Linked DNA regions of Homo sapiens: region 1 is linked to region 2. Evidence: chromatin loops called from intact Hi-C (ENCODE). Cell type or tissue: HCT116. All regions are shown on one strand. Links, peaks and the distances in the headings refer to the core of each region. The heading gives the core; the rest is flanking DNA.

Region 1 (5,000 bases), core at 1-5,000, 65 kb after region 2:
ACCCAACAGCTCACTTAATCCTCACAGCTATCCTGTGGGGATGGAAATAGTCATTATCAATGGCCATTTTACAGGAAAGGAAACTGAAGAGAGGGAAGTAACTTAGGGTAACACAGCTTTTCAGCCTGACTCTGAGCTCTCTGCTTCTCTTAAGGGGCTGCTTAGTGGACTCAAAAGAGGTATCGAGTATCAGGTTTTGGTTTTTGTTCTGCTATCAGAAAATTTTTTGAAGATTGCCTGGGAGAGAGGTAGGACTTCTAATGATGCCAAAGCAGGAAGAGTCCCCCAGGATGGTGAAACTGAGGCAGGGGGGAGGAGACATGTCTTAGCTAGGGTTGCACAGCAGGTGAACTGGCTGGCGCTGGACCCGGCGGCAGGAAGTACCCGCTAAGCTTGGACCTGGATTCATTGGCCAGCCAGCCAGGCTGCCGCCCCTTATCCCTAAGGCCTCTGTTTCTCTGCTATGTAGGCCAGGCCCTCCTGTAGGTCACGCCTCAGTCATCAGTGATGGGGTGACAGAAACTGTGGGAGCCAGAGTGCAGCTGCAGTAGGAAACCAGCTTGGTTGCATCAGTACTCGGGTTCTAGCCCCACCAAGTTAGGCAAGGGCACCCCCCTACCTGGGCTACAAATCTCCCACCACTCCAGCCCCACCGTGTCCCCCTCCCTTTACCCCTGACCCGTGATGGCTCTGCCCCTAGCGACACTCTCGCTATGAGGGGCAGAGCCTCTCATCCCAGCCTGTGCCAGGCAGGAGCCCTGCTCCCATACGTGGCAGGGCCCACCTTGGGAGGTGGAGGATTCTCTCCCTAGGAGAAAGAGGATTCTGCTGGTGGATGACACCTGCTACTACTGACTCATTCATGCATTCAGTCTCTTCTAAGTTTGTTCATTCCATCAACACATTCTTTTTGTTTGTTTTTTGAGATGGAGTCTGGGAGGTGGAGGATTCTATCCCTAGGGGAAAGAGGATTCCGCTGGTGGATACCTGCTATTACTGACTCATTCATGCATTCGTCCATTCATGCATTCAATCTCTTCTAAGTTTATTCATTCCATCAACATGTTATTTTTGTTTGTTTGTTTTTTGAGATGCAGTCTCACTCTGTTGCCCAGGCTGGAGTGCAGTGGCATGATCTCGGCTCACTGCAGCCTCCACCTCCTGGGTTCAAGCAATTCTCCTGCCTCAGCCTCCCGAGTAGCTGGGATTACTGACACGCACCACCATGCCCAGCTAATTAATTTTTTTTTTTTTTTGTATTTTTAGTAGAGACAGGGTTTCGCTATGTTGGCCAGGCTGGTCTCAAATACCTGACCTCAGGTGATCCACCCACTTCAGCCTCCTAAAGTGCTGGGATTACAGGCATGAGTCACAACACCCGGCCTCCATCACAAATTCTTATCCAACCCCTTCTAACCTGACAGCCACACTGGGTCATGCCTTCTGCTGGACCCTGGGGACACAGAAAAGAATAAAGTGGACATGGCCCTGCCCTGGAGGAGCTTATAGGGTAGAGGGGCACTGTGTCGTGTCTGATGCTATAACACAAAGATAGACATGGGACAGCAGCAAGACAGAGAGGGAATGTGATGTGTGAGAGCAGCAAGGTGGGGAAAGATACAAAGGGGGACAGCATCTGCCTTGGAGGAAGAAGGGAGCAGTAGTTGGCCAGATGAAGAGTTAACGGTAACAAGCCCAATACAAACTCCGAAGGCATTTACTGTGTGCCAGAAGCTTTATTCTCATTAATTTCTTTTTTTTTTTTTTTTTTTTGAGACGGAATCTCACTCTGTTGTCCAGGCTGGAATGCAGTGGCACAATCTCCGCTCATTGCAAGCTCCGCCTCCCAGGTTCACGCCGTTCTCCTGCCTCAGCCTCCCGAGTAGCTGGGACTATAGGCGCCCACCACCACGCCCGGCTAATTTTTTTGTATTTTTAATAGAGATGGGGTTTCACTGTGTTAGCCAGGATGGTCTCAATCTCCTGACCTCATGATCTGCCCACCTTGGCCTCCCAGAGTGCTGGGATTACAGACGTGAGCCACCACGCCTGGCCTTTTTTTTTTTTTTTTTTTTGAGATGAACTCTCACTCTGTCACCCAGGCTAGAGTGCAGTGGCACGACCTCCACTCAATGCATCCTCTGCCTCCCAAGTTCAAGTGATTCTCCTGCCTCAGCCTCCCGAGTAGCTGGGATTACAGGCATGCGCCACCACTCCCAGCTAATTTTTGTATTTTTAGTAGAGATGGGGTTTCACCATGTTGGCCAGGCTGGTCTCGAACTCCTGACCTCAGCTGATCTGCTCACCTCAGCCTCCCAAAGTGCTGGGATTACAGGCGTGAGCCACCTCACCTGGCCCTCAATTTCCATCTTTACAACAAACCTGGAAAGCAGATATTATCAGCCCCCTTTTACAGATGAGGAAATTGAGGCTTCAGGAGGTTAAATGAATTTCCAAAGTGGTATAACTCATAAGTACAAAAGCCAGAATTTGAACCAGGTTTGTCTATCTCCAAATTCAGTGCTAAATTTAGACCTAGAGTTAAGTTAAAAAATACAGGATGGTAACTGCAAAGGACTGGAGGCTATATCCAAAAGAATAGCAATGGTAGTCTCGGGGGGGATGAGTTTACATTGTTATGCATTGATGTACATTTGAATTATGAGACAAGAGATGTTCATATATGCTGGAATTCACAATTATTCCTGCAGTACATTAGTTTCATTTTCTCTGATTCTTTTCTTTACCCCAGAAATGGAAATTGCTTAAGTGGGTTTTTTTTTTTTCTTGAATACAAGAATATAGGATCCTTTTTTTGAAAATCAGATGTCAATTTTAGGATGACCATTACCAGTGAGGTTTTTTTCCCTTTGTGTTTTCCTAACTTACTATATCAAGCACGTCTTTCATAATTTGAAAGTAATGTTATTTTTAAGAAATGAATTGCACACATCAAGGACTGGAGTGACCCAGCCGACGCAAGTTCCTGTAGTTCCTGAGAAAAAGGCTTGGAGGTTTTGCGTGACCTCAGACCAGAGTGAGTCAGCAGGGTGAAGTGGCTGCCAAAACACCAGGCAAGCAAGTAGAAACATGGTCCCAGATTTGAGAAGGAAACCTCCCCTGCTCCTCAGGGCTGATCAAGCTTATCTGAGGCTCAGACATACAGGAGAGCTACCCTGAAGCTAAAGAGAGACCTAAGCACAGCTGAGGGACCTTGGAGAAGAGGCCTTTAGGGGAAGGTCTTTACAGTGCATATGCAGTTGGCATGCCTGTATGAACAGGCTTGACCAGGCGGTTTACCCTACCCAGCCAAATAGTGAGCTACCTATTACTGCAAGTATGCAAGGAAAGATGGGAAGAGTACCTTATATTAAAGGGCAGCTGTGTGGGTGATAGATTGCATTAGCAGACAACCCAGATATTAAGACATACAGTGTTTGTAGGACATGAGGGGGAAAAGATACCTACCTAACTCAACATCTCAGAGGGAGTATACTAGAACTGTCAATAGTAAGCCAATTGGGTACTAGGCTTATTACATATATATCAGTGGTTTTCAAACTTGAACTACACCAGAATTCCTGGAGGGTGTGTTGTAACACAGATTGCTGGGCCCCATGCCCAGGGTTTCTGATTCAGTATGTCAGAAGTGGGGCTACTTCACAGGTGATGTTAATGCAGCTGGTCTGGAGACCACACTTTGATATGCATGATCTTATTTATTTGTCACTGCCACCTTATAATGGAGGTTCTGTTATCCCCATTTTCCAAGTTAAAAAAGCAAAACCAAACAAAAACATCATCTGAGGCTTCTCAGAGTTAAAATTACTATTTATAACTAGTAAGTGGCAGAACCAAGATCTTTGAATCCAGATCTTTTTTTTTTAACAGGCTTAATTCATTTTATTTTTTCTTGTGTAAAAACTCCGTTGACCGGGGCAGTGGCTCACACCTGTAATCTTAGCACTTTGGGAGGCCGAGGCATACGGATCACTTGAGCCCGAGTCCCAGACCAGCCTGGGCAACATGGCAAAACCCTGTCTCTACAAAAAACACACACAAAAAATTAGCTGGGGGTGGTGGTGCATGCCTGTAGTCCCAGCTACTGGGTTAGGGAGTGGCTAAGGCAGGAGGATTGCTTGAGCCCTGGAGGTTAAGGCTGCAGTGAGCTGTGGCCATGCCACTGCACTCCAGCCTGGGCAACCCTGTCTCAAAAAACAAAAACAAAACAAAACTCTATATTGTATACATAGCTGGAGCCTGGGTCCTCCGCACAGAGACTCTGGTCTGGGTCTTGATGAGATGGTCAGTGAACTCCTGATAGGGAAACTTGATGAATATGGTCTCTCTCCAGAGGTTGAGGGTCAGATAGCTATAATTCTTGGAGATGGCACCAAAGGTGGCCTTGGCGAAGTTGCCCAGGTGGCAGTGCAGCTTTGGGTTATGCTATGCCCATGATTTATCAGCTTTTTTTTTTTTTTTTTTTTTTTAGATGGAGTCTCTGTTGCCCAGGCTGGAGTGCAGTGGCGCCATCTTGGCTCACTGCAACCTCCACCTCCTGGGTTCAAGTGATTCTCCTGCCTCAGCCTCCCGGATAACTGGGACTACAGGCGCGTGCCACCACACCCGGCTAATTTGTTGTATTTTTAGTAGAGACGGGGTTTCACTATGTTGGCCAGGCTGGTCTCAAACTCCTGACCTTGTGATCCACCCACCTCGGCCTCCCAAAGTGCTGGGATTACAGGCGTGAGCCACCGTGTCCAGCTGATTTCTCAGCTCTTACAGCTCCAGGGTACTTAGGTTGTGGGCTCTCTGCTGGGGTAGTACTTTTTCTTTCTGTTATGACGCAATACACCTGGCTGAGGTGTAGCACTGGTCTGTACTAGCCATCAGCAGCATCTTGGGCACAGGGGCCAAGGTGATGCCATTGCCTCAGTGGGGCAGGGATAAGGCACACCAGCACAGAGCCACAGCAGCCTGTCACCTTGCAAGAGATGGTG
Region 2 (10,448 bases), core at 2,198-7,197:
TGCAACCTTCCAGGTTCAAGCGATTCTCCTGCCTCAGCCTCCTGAGTAGCTGGGACTACAGGCGCACACCATCATGCCCAGCTAACTTTTTTGTATTTTTGGTAGAGATAGGGTTTCACCATGTTGGCCAGGCTGGTCTTAAACTCCCGACCTCAAGTGATCCGCGCACCTTGGCCTCCCAAAGTGCTGGGATTACAGGTGTGAACCACCATGCCTGCCTGGGGAATCTTTTGAATGCCACCTGCCATGGACATAATTCACATATGATGAAATTCACAGATCTTAGGCGTACAGTTTTATCAGTTTTAACAACGGAATATGTTTTTTTTTCGAGATGAAGTCTTGCTTGCTCTGTCGCCAGGCTGGAGTGCAGTGGCTTGATCTTGGTTCACTATAACCTCCCCTTCCCGGGTTCAAGCAATTTTCCTGCCTCAGCCTCCTGAGTAGCTGGGATTACAGGAGTGCACCACCGCATCCGGCTAAATTTTGTATTCTTAGTAGAGACAGGGTTTCACCATGTTGGCCAGGCTGGTTTCGAACTCTTGACCTCGTGATCCGCCCACCTCAGCCTCCCAAAGTGCTGGAATTACAGGCGTGAGCCACCACGCCCAGCCCAACAATCAAATATTCTAATATAACCCATATTCCTATCAAGGTTTTGAACATTTTCATTATGTCAGAACATTCTCTCATCCCCTTCCCAGTCAATTCCCCCTCACTCCAAGTAACTACTGACCTTATTTCCATCTCTATATAATCCACAGTTTTGCCTGGTCTAGAATGTGATAACATTGGAATCATAGAGTATGTACTCTTTTGTGTCCAGCTTCTTTTGTTCTGCATAATGATTTGAGATTCATCTATGTTGTTGTGTATCAATGGTTCATTTCTTTTGATTGTTAAGTTAGGCACTCCCACCTTTGTGTGGTTCTCACCCTTATTAAATGTGCCCTGTAACATGACATCTGGCAGTTAACTCTTCATTTCTACTTCTACTAGACTGTGACCTACTAGACTGTGACCAACTCAAGGACAGAGGTTGTATGTATCTCATTTATTTCTGGGTCCCCAACATGAGCTCAGTGCCTGGAAGGCAGTAGACCTGGGAACTGTCACATCCTGGAATTTGGGAGTTGGCTTGATGGGAAGTAGGGGACTGCAGGGAGTTGAGGGGCACTGACAGGACACCTGATCACTGGGGCTGGAAATCACTCCAAGACCCACCATTCACAGGCCCCATGAGCTCAGAGGGCTCTCCAACCAGAAGTTCCAGGACAGAGAGGGGGTTCCAGCCCAATAAACACAGAGTGGGCAGTGAGTCCACAGCTGTTACTCTAGGGCTCGGTCTTCCGGCCACTGGAAAACTCACCAACTGGGGACGGGCCTGAAAAGAAAGTAAAAATCGATTTTCTCTCACTTGTTTCTCTTCCCCTTTCACCCAGAGGGTGCACCTGACAACTAGACCCAACCGTCTGGCAGAGTTTGAAGCCCCTGCCCCCTCCAGCCCCACCCTCTCATGCTGCTCACACTGGCCCCACCCTCAGCAGGGCCATGAGGATATGAGGGTTGAGGCTCCAACACCTGCAGGCTTTCTGGAATCCCAGAAGCCCTAAAGCATAGACTTAGGGGTCAGAGCTGGCACTGAGTTCCTGCTTTACCACCCTCTGGTTGTGTGGCCTTGGCCAGATTACTTCCTCCTCTGTAAAACAGGGCCATAATTCCAGCTAGCAGGGTAGGTAAAGGGCTACTTACCTGACGGAAGTAGAGGGCTAAGTGCTGTGGATGGCAGAGAAAGGATGGGGTGACTTGGTGGTGGGAGGAGCCTGTGAGACCTTCCGTGTTTTTCCAGAAAGGTAGAATTAGCACCAGAGGGCCAGGCGCGGTGGCTCATACCTGTAATCCCAGCACTTTGGGAGGCCAAGGCGGGCGGATCACCTGAGGTCAGGAGTTCAAGACCACTCTGACCAACATGGCAAAGCCCTGTCTCTACTAAAAATACAAAAATTATCTGGGCATGGTGGTGCATGCCTGCAATCCCAGCTACCTGGGAGACTGAGGCAGGAGAATCGCTAGAACCCGGGAGGTGGGGGCTGCAGTGAGCCAAGATCACACCACCACTGCACTCCAGCCTGGATGACAGAGCAAGACTCCATCTCAAAAAAAAAAAAAGGCCGGGCACAGTGGCTCACGCCTGTAATCCCAGCACTTTGGGAGGCCGAGGCGGGCGGATCACGAGGTCAGGAGATCGAGACCATCCTGGCTAACACGGTGAAACCCTGTCTCTACTAAAAATATTTTTAAAAAATTAGCCGGGCCTGGTGGCAGGCACCTGTAGTCCTAGCTACTCGGGAGGCTGAGGCAGGAGAATGGCGTGAACCCGGGAGGCGGAGCTTGCAGTGAGCCGAGATCGCACCACTGCACTCCAGGCTGGGCGACACAGCAAGACTCCGTCTCAAAAAAAAAAAAAAAAAAAAAAAAAAAGAATTAGCGCCAGAGTCCACAAATGAGAACAAAAGCTGAGAAATGCTCCACCTTCCAAGCTCAGAAGCTCCCCTGAAGGGTTGATAGGAAGTGCTATTTCAGCAGAACTAGCACTATGTAGTGCTGTTCTATGCAGGAGCTATGCAGGGCTTGTGAAACGAAGCCATCTGTCCCTGTCTCCCTCAGGGTAGGGCAGGCAATTCCCCCAAGACAGGTTTTGCAATATGACCTTTTTACTTTGTCAAGGGGACCAGTCAAATTCTCCTCCTGGCCTTGGTGACTGCTACTAACCCAGAGAATGCAGCAGAAGTTACAATGCACCATTTCTCAGGCTAGGCCAAAAGAAACCTTGTAACTTCTTCCTTGGTCTCTTAGAAAGCTCAGTTTACAGGCACTCATTTTTGGTACCCAGGTGCTATGCTGTGAGAAGCCAAGCCACATGGGGAGGCCACGTTTAGGTTCTCCAGGTGACAGTCCCAGCTCAGGCACTGGTCATGTGAGTGAAGCAACCTCCAGGTGATTCCAGCCCCCAGCCATTTGAGTCTTCCCAGCTAAGGTCCCAGACATCATGGCGCAGTGTATTAGTTATGCACTGTTGCATGGCAAGTTACCCCCAGAATGTAACAGCTTAAAACAATAAATATTTATCATCTCACACAGTTTCTGATAGTCAGGAATCCAAGAGTAGCATATCTGGGTGATTCTGATTCGAGGTCTCTCATGAAATTGCAGTTAAGCTGTCGGCAGGGCTGCAGTCATCTACTTTCTCTGGGGCCAGAGGATCCATTTCCAAGCTCATTCATGTGGCCATTGGCAGGAAGCCTCAGTTCCTCTCCAGGTGGGCCTCTCCATAGAGGCAGCTGGCCTCACAACACGGCACCTGGCTTCCCCAAGGGAGTGATCCAAGAGACAGAGAGGCAGAAGCCACAATATCTTCTTTTTTTTTTTTTTCTGAGACAGAGTCTTGCACTGTCACCCAGGCTAGAGTGCAGAGTGGCACAATCACAGATCACTACAGCCTCTACCTCCTGTGTTCAAGCAATCCTCCTGCCTCAGCCTCCCAACTAGCTGCGACTACAGGTGTGAGTCATTGCACCGGCTAATTTTTTTTTTTTTTTGAGACGGAGTCTCGTTCTGCACCGGCTAATTTTTAAAAATTTTTTTGTAGATACAGGGTCTCCCTATGTTGCCCAGACTGGTCTCAAACTCCTGGCTTTTCTCAATCAAGTAGAAGCGATCCTTCTACCTTGGCCTCCCCAAGTGCTGGGATTATAAGTGTAAGATACCGCGCCCAGCCTCACACTATCTTCCACAACCTAGCTTCAAAAGCGACATACTATCACTTCTGCTATGTTCTATTGGTCACACAGACCAACTGATATGGTGTGGCAGGGGACTACACAAGGGGGTGAATACCAGGGGGGAGGGGACTTTGAGAGCCATCTTGGAGGCCACCTACCGTAAGCAGAGACCAGTCATCCCCACTGTGCCTTGTGAAACTCCTGACCCACAGATTCCATGACCATGATGAAATGGTGATTGTGTTATACCTCGAAGTTGAGGCTGATCCGTTAGTTACACAAGCTAACTGGAACAGAGCTAACTAGGACAGTAGCTAACTGGAACAGAGCCAAAAGAATCATTCATCAGGTGTGCGGTGCCACCAGAGGGCATCTGACTTCTCCTTCCCTGATGATGTTTGCTGAGCAACTACACTTGCCAACCTGTCCTGGTGCTACGAAATAGGGGAAAGGGCATGGAGAGGGAAGGCCAAGGATGTGATCAGGTGGCAAGGAGTGGCAGAAAGATGGATTCTGAGATTTTTTCTGAGACAGGCCTGTGTCCACAGGCCCCAGGCTGGGGCTGCAGAGGGTAGATGTGATGGGGCAGCAGGCCTGCGGGGGGCAAAGAGGTGCACTGTGAAGGGTGAGCCAGAGGCCACCAGCAGAGGAGAGCAACTAGGCACCAAGCCCTTTTGCAGCGTGCTACTCCATCACCCCGTGTCTACAGATAAGGAGCTGAGCAGCTGTGATGTCTGAGAGGACAGGAACACAGACACCTCGCGAGAAGCGAAGAAGAGGTCAGCCAAGGGCCAGCAGGGGACATCTAAGGAAACAAGTCCTTTTTTTCCTTCTTGTTTCTCCCCACCAGAGGGCAGACAAGAGAGAGCAGACCCATCTCCCCTCCATGCCATAGGCCTGCCTGCTGGACTGTGAGTCCCAAAGGAGACTGACCTTCGAAAATGGAAAGACCAAGTTAATGGCTGAAACAAGAGACTGCATTAATAACTAAAAACGACTGAAAAGTTTTGGAACCAGCTGGAGATGTCATCAAGGGGGCCAAATGTCCGTCAGGAAAGGGGATGACAGATTACAGTTGGTAGAAATTATTTTTAAAAATAACTGTTAGGCCAGGTGCTGTGGTTTATGCCTGTAATCCCAACACTTTGGGAGGCTGAGGTGGGTGGATTACCTGAGGTCAGGAGTTCAAGACCAGCCTGGCCAACATGGCAAAACCCCATCTCTACTAAAAATACAAAAATTAGCTGGGTGTGGTGGCATGCACCTGTAATCCAGCTACTCAGGAGGCTGAGGCAGGAGAATCGCTTGAAACCAGGAGGCGGAGGTTGCAGTGAGCCGAGATCCCACCACTGCACTCCAGCCTGGTGACAGAGCAAGACTCCGTCTCAAAAAAAAAGAAAAAGAAAAATACAAAAATCAGCTAGAGGTGGTGGCACCCACCTGTAGTATAGTCCCAGCTACTTGGAGAGGTCGAGGCTGAAGTGAGCTGTGATCGTGCCACTGCCCTCTAGCCTGGTCAATAGGGTAAGACCCTGTCTCAAAAAAAAAAAATTTTTTTTTGTTTGACGTTTACTTTAAGATTTTGATTTTTCTCAATCAAACTTGTCCCCAGAGTTATTGTTGTTATTGTCCTTGGCTGCTCCTCTTTTATCTCATTCATTCGCTCACACATAAGCACTTATTGTATGCCAGGCACTGTATTTGGCACTGGCCCTGGGATGCTGTGATAAGCAAAACAGACTCAATCTCTGTCTTCATGGAGCTTATAATCCTCCTGGAGAGGGAGATTTTTTTTTTTCTGAGACAGAGTCTTGCACTGTTGCTTGGGCTGGAGCGCAGTGGCGCAATCTTGGCTCACTGCATCCTCCACCTCCCAGGTTCAAGCAATTCACCTTGCCTCAGTCTCCCAAGTAGCTGGGATGAAAGGCACCCGCCACCATGTCCAGCTAATATTTTTGTATTTTTTTAGTAGAAATGAGGTTTCACTGTGTTGGCCAGGCTGATTTCAAACTCCTGACCTTGTGATCCGCCCATCTCAGCCTCCCGAAATGTTGGGATTACAGGCGTGAGCCGCTGCGCCTAGCCTTTTTTTGTTTTTTTTGTTTGTTTGTTTGTTTTGAGATGGAGTCTCGCTCTATCGCCAGGCTGGAGTACAGTAGCATTATCTTGGCTCACAGCAACCTCCGCCTCCTGGGTTCAAGTGATTCTTGGGGCTCAGCCTCCCGAATAGTTGGGATTACAGGCACACACCACCAACCCAGCTAATTTTTGTATTTTTAGTGGAAACGGGGTTTCACCATGTTGGCCAGGATGGTCTCTATCTCCTGACCTCGTGATCTGCCCGCCTCAGCCTCCCAAAGTGCTGGGATTACAGGTGTGAGCCCGTCCTGAAACGTAGATATTAAATAGTTAATCGCATAAATACAGGCTATGATAAGTACAGTTAATTAGAAGTATAGCCAATTAGTCACACATCCTGTCCATTCAACTTCCATATCTCATAAGCCTTCTGCCACTTCTCTCCATCCCGGATGTCTCTGCCTTGGTTCAGGTTATTTCTTTGGCTGTGATCTGTTACCATCCAGCCCTTTCTCCACCCTTCCCCCAAGAGATCTTTCCAAAAGGTAAACTCTGTTGCACACAGCTAATTGTTCCCCAGCATCTATTCTTTTTTTTTTTTTTTTTTTAATTTATTTTTTTATTGATAATTCTTGGGTGTTTCTCACAGAGGGGGATTTGGCAGGGTCATGGGACAATAGTGGAGGGAAGGTCAGCAGATAAACAAGTGAACAAAGGTCTCTGGTTTTCCTAGGCAGAGGACCCTGCGGCCTTCCGCAGTGTTTGTGTCCCTGATTACTTGAGATTAGGGATTGGTGATGACTCTTAACGAGCATGCTGCCTTCAAGCATCTGTTTAACAAAGCACATCTTGCACCGCCCTTAATCCATTTAACCCTGAGTGGACACAGCACATGTTTCAGAGAGCACAGGGTTGGGGGTAAGGTCACAGATCAACAGGATCCCAAGGCAGAGGAATTTTTCTTAGTGCAGAACAAAATGAAAAGTCTCCCATGTCTACTTCTTTCTACACAGACACGGCAACCATCGGATTTCTCAATCTTTTCCCCACCTTTCCCGCCTTTCTATTCCACAAAGCCGCCATTGTCATCCTGGCCCGTTCTCAATGAGCTGTTGGGCACACCTCCCAGACGGGGTGGTGGCCGGGCAGAGGGGCTCCTCACTTTCCAGTAGGGGCGGCCGGGCAGAGGCGCCCCTCACCTCCCGGACGGGGCGGCTGGCCAGACAGGGGGGCCGACCCCCCCCCACCTCCCTCCCGGACGGGGCGGCTGGCCGGGCGGGGGGCCGACCCCCCCACCTCCCTCCCGGACGGGGCGGCTGGCCGGGCAGAGGGGCTCCTCACTTCCCAGTAGGGGCGGCCGGGCAGAGGCGCCCCTCACCTCCCGGACAGGGCGGCTGGCTGGGCGGGGGGGCTGACCCCCCCCACCTCCCTCCCGGACGGGGCGGCTGGCCGGGCGGGGGGCTGACCCCCCCACCTCCCTCCCGGACGGGGCGGCTGGCCGGGCAGAGGGGCTCCTCACTCCCAGTAGGGGCGGCCGGGCAGAGGCGCCCCTCACCTCCCGGACGGGGCGGCTGGCCGGGCGGGGGGCCGACCCCCCCACCTCCCTCCCGGACGGGGCGGCTGGCCGGGCGGGGGGCCGACCCCCCCACCTCCCTCCCGGACAGGGCGGCTGGCTGGGCGGGGGGCTGACCCCCCCACCTCCCTCCCGGACGGGGCGGCTGGCCGGGCAGAGGGGCTCCTCACTTCCCAGTAGGGGCGGCTGGGCAGAGGCGCCCCTCACCTCCCAGACGGGGCGGCTGGCCGGGCGGAGGGCTGACCCCCCCACCTCCCTCCCGGACGGGGCGGCTGGCCAGGCGGGGGGCTGACCCCCCTACCTCCCTCCCGGACGGGGCGGCTGGCCGGGTGGGGGGGCTGACCCCCCCATCTCCCTCCCGGACGGGGTGGCTGGCCGGGCTGAGGGGCTCCTCACTTCCCAGTAGGGGCGGCCGGGCAGAGGCGCCCCTCACCTCCCGGACGGGGCGGCTGGCCGGGCGGGGGGCTGACCCCCCACCTCCCTCCCGGACGGCACGGCTGGCCAGGCGGGGGGCTGACCCCTCCACCTCCCTCCCGGATGGCACGGCTGGCCGGGCGGGGGGGCTGACCCCCCACCTCCCTCCCGGATGGGGCAGCTGGCCGGGCGGGGGGCTGACCCCCCCCACCTCCCTCCCGGACGGGGTGGCTGCCGGGCGGAGACGCTCCTCACTTCCCAGATGGGGTGGCTGCCGGGCGGAGAGGCTCCTCACTTCTCAGACGGGGCAGCTGCCGGGCGGAGGGGCTCCTCACTTCTCAGACGGGGTGGTTGCCAGGCAGAGGGTCTCCTCACTTCTCAGACGGGGCGGCCGGGCAGAGACGCTCCTCACCTCCCAGACGGGGTCTCGGCCGGGCAGAGGCGCTCCTCACATCCCAGATGGGGCGGCGGGGCAGAGGCGCTCCCCACATCTCAGACGATGGGCGGCCGGGCAGAGACGCTCCTCACTTCCTAGATGTGATGGCGGCTGGGAAGAGGCGCTCCTCACTTCCTAGATGGGATGGCGGCCGGGCGGAGACGCTCCTCACTTTCCAGACTGGGCAGCCAGGCAGAGGGGCTCCTCACATCCCAGACGATGGGCGGCCAGGCAGAGACACTCCTCACTTCCCAGACGGGGTGGCGGCCGGGCAGAGGCTGCAATCTCGGCACTTTGGGAGGCCAAGGCAGGCGGCTGCTCCTTGCCCTCGGGCCCCGCGGGGCCCGTCCGCTCCTCCAGCCGCTGCCTCCCGGGCGGCGCTCGCCGGCGCGGCGGCAAAGACTGAGACAGCTCCGCTGCCCGCTGAACTCCATCCTCCCGGCGGTCGGGCGGCGGCGGCTGCGGTCGGTCACGGCAGCGGCTCCGCTTCATATCTGCAGCTGGGGCCCGCGGGCGTCAGCGCCGCGACTGTCCCGGCTCCGCACTGCCCCGGGCCGCAGCGCAGCCGCGCCAACCACCACCCGCGGCCACCATGGCCGGACGGGCTCCCTAAGCCACCGACCCCAGCCCGCGGCGCCTTCGAGCCTTCTGGGGCCTCCGGCGCCGCGACCTCCTCTGCTAGTCTTTTTAAATGTTAATGCTCTCCCTATTCTTCCTTTAGTAATAGAGCCTCTACCTGTTGGCTAGGCATATGTCTGTCCAGAATAAAAGCTATGTTTCCCAGTACCCCGGCTGCTAGTCGTGGCATTGTAACTAAGTTCCGGTCAGTGCAATGAGAATGAAAGTAACAGGTGCAATTCCAGGTTATGCCTTTAGAGGGAAGGGGGGCATCCCCCACTGCCCCATTACTCCTTCCTGCTGGCTGAAATGCAGAAGTGATGGTAGGAGCTGGAGCTGCCCTTTTGGACCACAGGAAGGAAGCCGCATGTTGATGTCAAACCAAGGAGACAGAAAAAGCCAGGGTTCCCTGATGGTAGAGCCACCATATCCACTGCCCCTTGCCTGCCAGGGTTTTGACATAAGCAAGAAGTAAGCACCTATCTTGTCTAAGTCATTGTTATTTTGGAGTCTCTGCTATAGTAGCTGAGTCTGTTTCCTAACCACAGTAGTTTCCTATTATCCAGTTTCCCTTTCTGCACTTTCACTTACCAAAGGACAAATGTGATCCAAAAATATTACATGGGAAAATTCCAGAAATAAACAATTCATAAGTTGTAAATTGCATGCTTTTATGAGCAGCATGATGAAATCTGGAGCCATCTCACCCAGGATGTGAATCATCCCTTTGTCCAGCGTATCCATGCTGTATACACCACCCACCAGCTAGTAGCTTAGTAGCGGTCCTATTTATCAGATCAACAGATCACAAGAAGGGTGAGCAGAGCACAATAAGATATTTTCAGAGAGATAAAGGGATTACATTCACATAATTATAGTGTATTGCTGTAATTGTTTTATTATTAGTTATTGTTATTAATCTCTTGCTGTGCCTAATTTATAATTTTTTTTTCTTTTTGAGGCAAGGTCTCATTCTGTCGCCCAGGATGGAGGGCAGTGGCACAATCACAGCTTACTGCAGCCTCAACCTCCTAGGCTCAAGCAATCCTCCCACTTAAGCCTCCCGAGTAGCAAGCACTACAGGTCCACACCACCATGCCTGGCTAATTTTTGTGTTTTTTGTAGAGATGTGGTTTCACCATGTTGCCCAGGCTAGTCTCGAACTCTTTACCTCAAGCGATCCTCCCTCCTCAGCCTCCCAAAGTGCTGGGATTATAGGTGCGAGCCACTATGCCTGGCCCTAATTTATAAATTAAATGTTAGGCCGGGCGTGGTGGCTCACACCTGTAATCCCAGCACTTTGATTCCCTCCACAAGGATTTCCTCACAGGCCATGTCTAATGTGTAGCATTTCCCAGCTGAGGGCGTTTTTGTTGCTGTTAATATCATACGCCTTTTCTTGGAAGCTGGCGACTTTTATGGAAATCGGAATTTCGCCACAGTGACCTCAAAACAGTAGTAGAAAGGCTTTGCTTGTTCAGGTGGCTTGGACTTAGCCAGTTCTTTAGAAAACCACATCTCATGGTTGTGGTTTGGTTGACAAAGG

The links. A loop is a pair of places that touch in the nucleus more often than their neighbours do. Peaks named below come from ENCODE experiments on the same cell type or tissue, not always from the same donor. Only the 100,000 strongest peaks of a DNase experiment are listed, where the experiment ranks them.
Region 1: a loop joins it to region 2, with 12 times the contacts of the local background. A loop is called at or near these places in 12 of 110 quality-filtered maps.

The regions. Positions count from the first base shown.
Region 1 is chr1:32,987,478-32,992,477 of GRCh38, reverse strand. It overlaps the pseudogene LOC100419257. Among named protein-coding and RNA genes, the nearest start is that of RNF19B, 25 kb to the right of the region's middle. RefSeq lists enhancers at 1-265, 3,030-3,289. In HCT116, for the core only: no CTCF peak of the experiment used is centred there; a DNase peak (open chromatin) is centred at 3,017; H3K4me3 peaks cover 1,188 bases; H3K27ac peaks cover 2,974 bases.
Region 2 is chr1:33,049,498-33,059,945 of GRCh38, reverse strand. LOC124903969 (a long non-coding RNA gene) reads right to left here and starts at 3,442. Exons shown (of 2, transcript XR_007065697.1): 1 at 3,138-3,442; 2 at 1,040-1,384. RefSeq lists an enhancer at 4,524-4,818. In HCT116, for the core only: a CTCF peak has its summit at 4,646 (motif pointing right); DNase peaks (open chromatin) are centred at 4,134 and 4,635.